Linked DNA regions of Homo sapiens: region 1 is linked to region 2. A link is a contact called in ENCODE Hi-C or POLR2A ChIA-PET data. All regions are on one chromosome and are shown on one strand. The core of a region is the stretch at or near the end of the contact, and the rest is flanking DNA. Distances in the headings are between cores, read along the strand shown. Region 1 overlaps SYNJ2 (synaptojanin 2). Region 2 has its middle 66 kb from the start of SNX9.

The links. Hi-C counts contacts between places; a loop is a spot of excess contacts on that map. ChIA-PET counts read pairs that join two places held with the same protein, here RNA polymerase II (POLR2A). Pooled maps may share reads with other maps.
Region 1: a map of naive thymus-derived CD4-positive, alpha-beta T cell shows a loop between it and region 2 (6-fold over the local background). The contact joins two enhancer-like sites. A Hi-C loop is called at or near these places in 10 of 168 maps with a recorded cell type or tissue (B cell, CD14-positive monocyte, CD4-positive, alpha-beta T cell and 5 more), 16 of 37 single-sample maps with no recorded cell type and 16 of 50 pooled maps. POLR2A ChIA-PET finds 5 or more read pairs at or near these places in 5 of 52 experiments (CD4-positive, alpha-beta memory T cell, activated B cell, activated CD4-positive, alpha-beta T cell and 1 more).

What each region holds. Positions count from the first base shown.
Region 1 is chr6:158,024,802-158,027,636 of GRCh38, reverse strand. All of the region lies in intron 2 of SYNJ2 (synaptojanin 2), which reads right to left. Among named protein-coding and RNA genes, the nearest start is that of SYNJ2-IT1, 25 kb to the right of the region's middle. RefSeq lists enhancers at 606-675, 193-880, 881-1,568. Within about 2 kb of position 1,441, at least 36 of the 41 ENCODE cell types and tissues checked have a DNase peak (open chromatin) inside an H3K27ac peak, as active enhancers do.
Region 2 is chr6:157,755,494-157,758,193 of GRCh38, reverse strand. No RefSeq gene overlaps it. Among named protein-coding and RNA genes, the nearest start is that of SNX9, 66 kb to the left of the region's middle. RefSeq lists a silencer at 2,583-2,700. Within about 2 kb of position 1,378, at least 10 of the 41 ENCODE cell types and tissues checked have a DNase peak (open chromatin) inside an H3K27ac peak, as active enhancers do.

The sequences.
Region 1 (2,835 bases), core at 192-2,691, 270 kb before region 2:
CCAGCACCACACACACTCGGTTTGCTGAATGCTTCCTAAATAAATTCCTGCCAAATGCTACCAAGACGACCTCGGACCCTGCAGCCAGGCGAATGAGGCAGCCCTCTCTGGGGCACCACCTCGCTGTCGCTGACAGCTGGTTTTCTGTTCCCTATCCCCCGCTGCTCACAAGGGCACTTCACAACACGCTGCGTATCGGGGGTGCCTGGTGGCGCCGTGCCTCACTCTCGGGACGGGGCCCAAGAGATCATCGGGTAGAAACCGGCCTTTGGGGTCTGGCAGGGCTCTAGTCCCAAGGACACTCTTCCCACCCCGCTGAGGTCTGAAGGATCCGCCCAGCGAGATCTTCTGTGAATGATCAAGGGCCGCTGTCTACAGCCATGGTCTGGAGATGGTTCTGATCTCTCCACACTCCAGGAAGAGACCCCCAAAACAACCAGTTCCACCACCCTCTCACCCCAATTTCCTCACCACACTTCATAGGGAGAAGAGCGCTGCTTGTGGCAGGGTGGCGTGTGGCTGTCATTAAAGTGCGTTCCTTTAATGAGCGCTCAGGGCTCCCAGGGGCCTGCTGCTATGCCATGGGGTGGGGCTGCCAGCAGGGCAGGGGGTTGATCCCATCACATCTCCCCAGACACATCCTCAGGAAACCACCTCAAAACCACCTAAGAACAAAGGAAGTTATCACACTGGGGACAGGGACAGGGGTCAGAGTTCAGCTTCTCAAGTAGGATAGGTGGGGTTCCGGGGTTGGCAGCTTGTGATCAGAGCCTTGGCCACAGAGCGCTCCCGGCACCCACCTGCCTCTTCTGACACAGTGCAGGGAAAAGCACAGTTCAGCAGAAGTGCCCTCGGAGAGGCAGGAGGATGGCCCCTGTGGCTGCCAGAGCTATGGAAAATTTTGCATGACATCACTCCGTGAGAGTCATGAGCTGATTTCTAGCACCACTTCCTCAACAGCCTCCGTGTGGGGGGCCTGAGTGCCTGGCAACAGTCCCAGGTGCATTTCCTGGGCAGGACCACGGCCTGGGGGAGGCTGGGGAGAGGAGCACTGTAGCAGCCAGGAGAGGCTCTTAACATTGCCACAGAGCACTGGGGCTCCTGGGTCCAGGGAGGAGGGGGTCGGGAGTGGTACAGGGGAGTGAGGAGAGCCGGTATCTGGTGAGCGCAGTGGAGGCAGGGGAGCTGTACAGGCGCGGACTCCATCCTCCCGCCCACCGCAAGGGGCGCCCTTACCAGCCCCATCTCACAGGGAGGGAAACAGACGCACAGAGAGGTTAAGCAGCCTGCCCAAGGTGACAGAGCGGGGAGCTGGGATCCAAATCCACTTTCTAGCTACAGTGCCTGGGCAAGTTTCTCAAGCCAAGTCTGGCCCCAGAGCTGGTGCTCCTAATTACACCTCCTTGCAGATGACGTCGCCAGCCTGCTTACCCATGCTGCTGTCTCAGGGCTACCACTGCCATTTCACACACGCATGACTGTCCCCCAGGGAAGCTGAATCACCCGCCCAAGCACACAGCTAGTCTGTGTTGGAGCCAAAATGTAGGTTTCACTTTAAGCCCATGCTCCATCTAGCCCCAAAGTCCGGCAGTTTCCAATCGGATTAGTTTGCTGTACCCTGTATGTATGTATGTATGTACGTATGTATGTATGTATGCATGTATTATTTATTTATTTATTTTTTGAGACAGAGTTTTACTCTTGTTGCCCAAGCTGGAGTGCAATGGTGTGATCTCGGCTCACCGCAACCTCTGCCTCCCAGGTTCTAGTGATTCTCCTGCCTCACCCTCTGGAGTAACTGAGATTACAAGCATGCGTCACCACGCCCAGCTAATTTTATATTTTTAGTAGAGATGGGATTTCTCCATGTAGGTCAGGCTGGTCTCAAACTCCCGACCTCAGGTGATCTGCCTGCTTCGGCCTCCCAAAGTGCTGGGATTACAGGCGTGAGCCACCACGCCCGGCTATTTTTTTTTGAGATGGAGTTTCACTCTTGTTGCCCAGGCTGGAGTGGAGTGGTGCAATCTCAGCTCACTGCTACCTCCGCCTCCTGGGTTCAAGTAATTCTCTTGCCTCAGCCTCCCGAGTTGCTGGGATTATACCGGCTAATTTTTTGTATTTTTGGTAGAGATGGGGTGTTACCATGTTGGCCAGGCTGGTCTCGAACTCCTGACCTCAGGTGATTCACCTGCCTCAGCCTCCCAAAGTGCTGGGATTACAGGTGTGAACCACTGCACCTGGCCTGCTGTACCCTTTAAAAGAGTGTGGTCAACCAGTGTACCTGCTATTGACTGAATGTGTGCACCCCCAAGTTAATATGCTGAAGTACGAACACCCAAGGTGATGGTTTGAGGTGGTGGGGGTATTTGGGAGGTGACTGGGTTATGGCAGTGGAGCCCTCATGAATGGGGTTTGTGCCCAGAGATCTCCTGCACCTCTCCCACCATGTCAGATGCAGAGAAAAGGCAGCATCTATGGAGCAAGAAGCAGGTCCTCACAGCCGGCCAATCTGCGGGCCGCTGGTCTCGGACTTCCAGCCTCCAGAACTGCGCGAAATAAATGTCTGTTGCTGATAAGCCACCCCGTCTACTACGGAACTTTGTCACAGCAACACACTGGACTCAGACAGCGTTCCCTGCCCATTTTAAAACTGCCATTGAAGGTTTTCATCGGTAGTTGAAATGCCTGTAAATAATATATTGTGCAGTGTATTCTAAATATTGACACGTAAAACTAAAACTCTGGGAGCCTCTTGTCAGTATCCCATGGAATCTACACAGTAACGTGATACTCATTGCCATCTATTATTTACAGGATTGCAGGAGCATGCTCTTT
Region 2 (2,700 bases), core at 129-2,628:
CTTTCTTTTCTTTTCTTTTTTGATAGGGTCTTGCTCTGAAGACCTTGGAGGCTGGAGTGCAGCAGTGAGATCACACCTCACTGTAACTTTGAACTCCTGGGCTCAAGTGATCCTCCTGCCTCAGCCTCCTGAGTAAGTGGGACTACAGGCATGCACCACCATGGCCGGCTAATTTTTAATTTCTTTTTGTGGAGACGAGGTCCTGCTATGTTGCCCAAGCTCCTCAAACTCCTGGCCTCCCCATCTGCTTCTTAGTCTTCTTGTTACCATTCCTCCTGAGACCTACGCTCCAGCTGTGGGGACATTTCTCAGGCCTACCCCCTATGCTGGTGCCAACCCCTTCACCCAGAATCCCTCCACCCGACGCCAGCCCTAGCCCCTATTCCTTTCTTTGATTGCCTGCTCCTAGTCATCCTTCAAAGCTTGGTTCAGCTGCAAGCTTCCCAGTATGGCTGTGCAAGGGGCATTGCAAAGAGGTGGAGGGTGCCCTGTGCACATCTGAGGTCACTGTAGATTATGACAATTTTCTGGTACATAGTGATAAAATGAATGGTGCCACTGAGGTCATCAGCAGGGCAACTTCTGTCACTTCCTCCTGGAAATGTTCACTGGCCCTCCCAGTTTGCGTTGGGTGACTCTTCTCTGTCATGGCCATGTCATACCAAACTGTGACTGTTTATTAGTATCCATGCTCTTTTGGAGGATGAGCTCTTGGAGGACAGGACCGTGTCCTTCCCTTCTGTATACCTGGCACAAGAACTGATGGGCAGTCCGTGAAGGTTTGTTGAGTGAATGAGCGTGTCCCCGGTAACAGAGTGCCGTGGATAAGGCCCCAGGATCCTGAGTTAGAATCCTGGTGCTGCCTCTCCCATGCAGGGTGACTTAGACACAGCACTCCACAAGTAGCCACCCCATACCTCATACAAAGAGTATGGGGCTCAAGTGAGAAAGTGGCTGCCAAGCACTGAGGGAATGCATGGTGATTCTTACGACTGAATATTTTCCAGTGCTGAAGCTGCTTCTGTGTTGTGCTTCCTAGTCCACTTTTCTGGACTCCCTCTCTCGGTTTGTTTATTATTATTTTAATCCTCCTGAGTTTTACTAGAGAGGCAGCACCATCTTGGTAAATATCTTAACTGCCAGCTCCTGGTGGGGGGAGGGGGTGGAAGTTGAAGTGGAATTCAGTGCAGTGATGTGTGAGATAATGGAACACACACACATTACAGCTAAAGTCCAAGGGAAAGGCTGTCAGAATTAGCTGGATTCTCCCGGCGTCCTCTCTGCACCGGGGCTTGCGATCTGGCCCTCGGCCGCAGGTTGGCACAGCCTGCTTTGTTGCTGAGATGCCCAGTTTCCTCTCGCTCCTGCCCTCTGCTGGCCGGAATCAGATTCTTTCCCGCATATTTGACTCTGTTGCCTCTGGGGATCCGCCTGGGGATCCGCCTGCGTCTCGGGGGCCTGGTTTTCTTTGCTTATTCACTTGCTTGCTGGAGTGTCTATTCCCTGCTTGCTGCATTAGAAGCTATGGGGTACACAAGTGATGCTGGTCCTCAAAGTCCACCTTCAAGGAGCAAGAAATTTGGATAATCTTGGAGAAGCAGAAGCCAGGACCTCAATCCAGAACTCTGTGCCTGGAGCAATGAAGGAGTTATTGTCCCCAGACATGGCACACCAGATTGCAAATTTATAAAGACAGGGAATCATACTTATGTAGAGCTTCGCAATTTACAGAGCACCAAGACATACATTTTCCAATTTAACTCTTTTTTTTTTTTTAGACAGAGTCTCACTCTGTTGCCCAGCTAGAGTGCAGAGTGCAGAGGAACAATCACAGCTCACTGCAACCTCCACCTCCTGGGTTCAAGCAATCCTCCTGCCTCAGCCCCCCAAGTACTTGGGTCTACAGGCACTTGCCACCACGCCCAGCCAATTTTTGTATTTTTTGTAGAGACAGGGTTTCACCATGTTGCCCAGGCTGGTCTTGAACTCCTGACCTCAAGTGATCTGCTTACCTCAGCCTCCCAAAGTGTAGGGATTACAGGCATGAGCCACCATGCCTAGCTAATTTAACCCTTTCAAGCAAACCACTGAGGATGGTATTAATGAAATAAAATAGAAATTGTGTTGGGAGACTGACATTTACTGTCATCAGATGTGATTACTGGCAAACATCTTGTTAGTCAGCTGATGTTATGTCTCACCTCAAAGGACACACTTGATGGGTGGGTGGGGGAAAGCCAGTAAGCCAGGAGTTTCAAAGGAACACTGTGTGGTCTGACCCACACTGTCTTTCCGTAGCATCTGAACTTTCTGTCCCTGCCTCTCCAGCAATGTCTGAGAAGATCAAAGTCTGAGGAGACAGATGTGACTCCTGGAGAGGCATCCAATGGGTAGTTCTCCACTTCTGCCTTGCAACCGTGATCCCAGAAATTCTGAAAGGGCACTTTTAGGATTAAAAGCATTTAGCTTCGTTTCTTCCTTTGTAGGAATGGAAAATCAAAATCACTCTGAAGTCGTGGTTTCTTTTAAGATGCAAAACAACTCCTTTCAAGCCATTGCTTTTAAATCTCTCACATTCAAGCTTAAATCAGTGAGTGACATTGTCACCGTATAATCCGACTGAGTTAAATCGAATAGTGGGAAAGTGGCCTTTTCTTTCTTTAATCTTTGACAAAATAAGGCAAATTCTAAAATTATGCC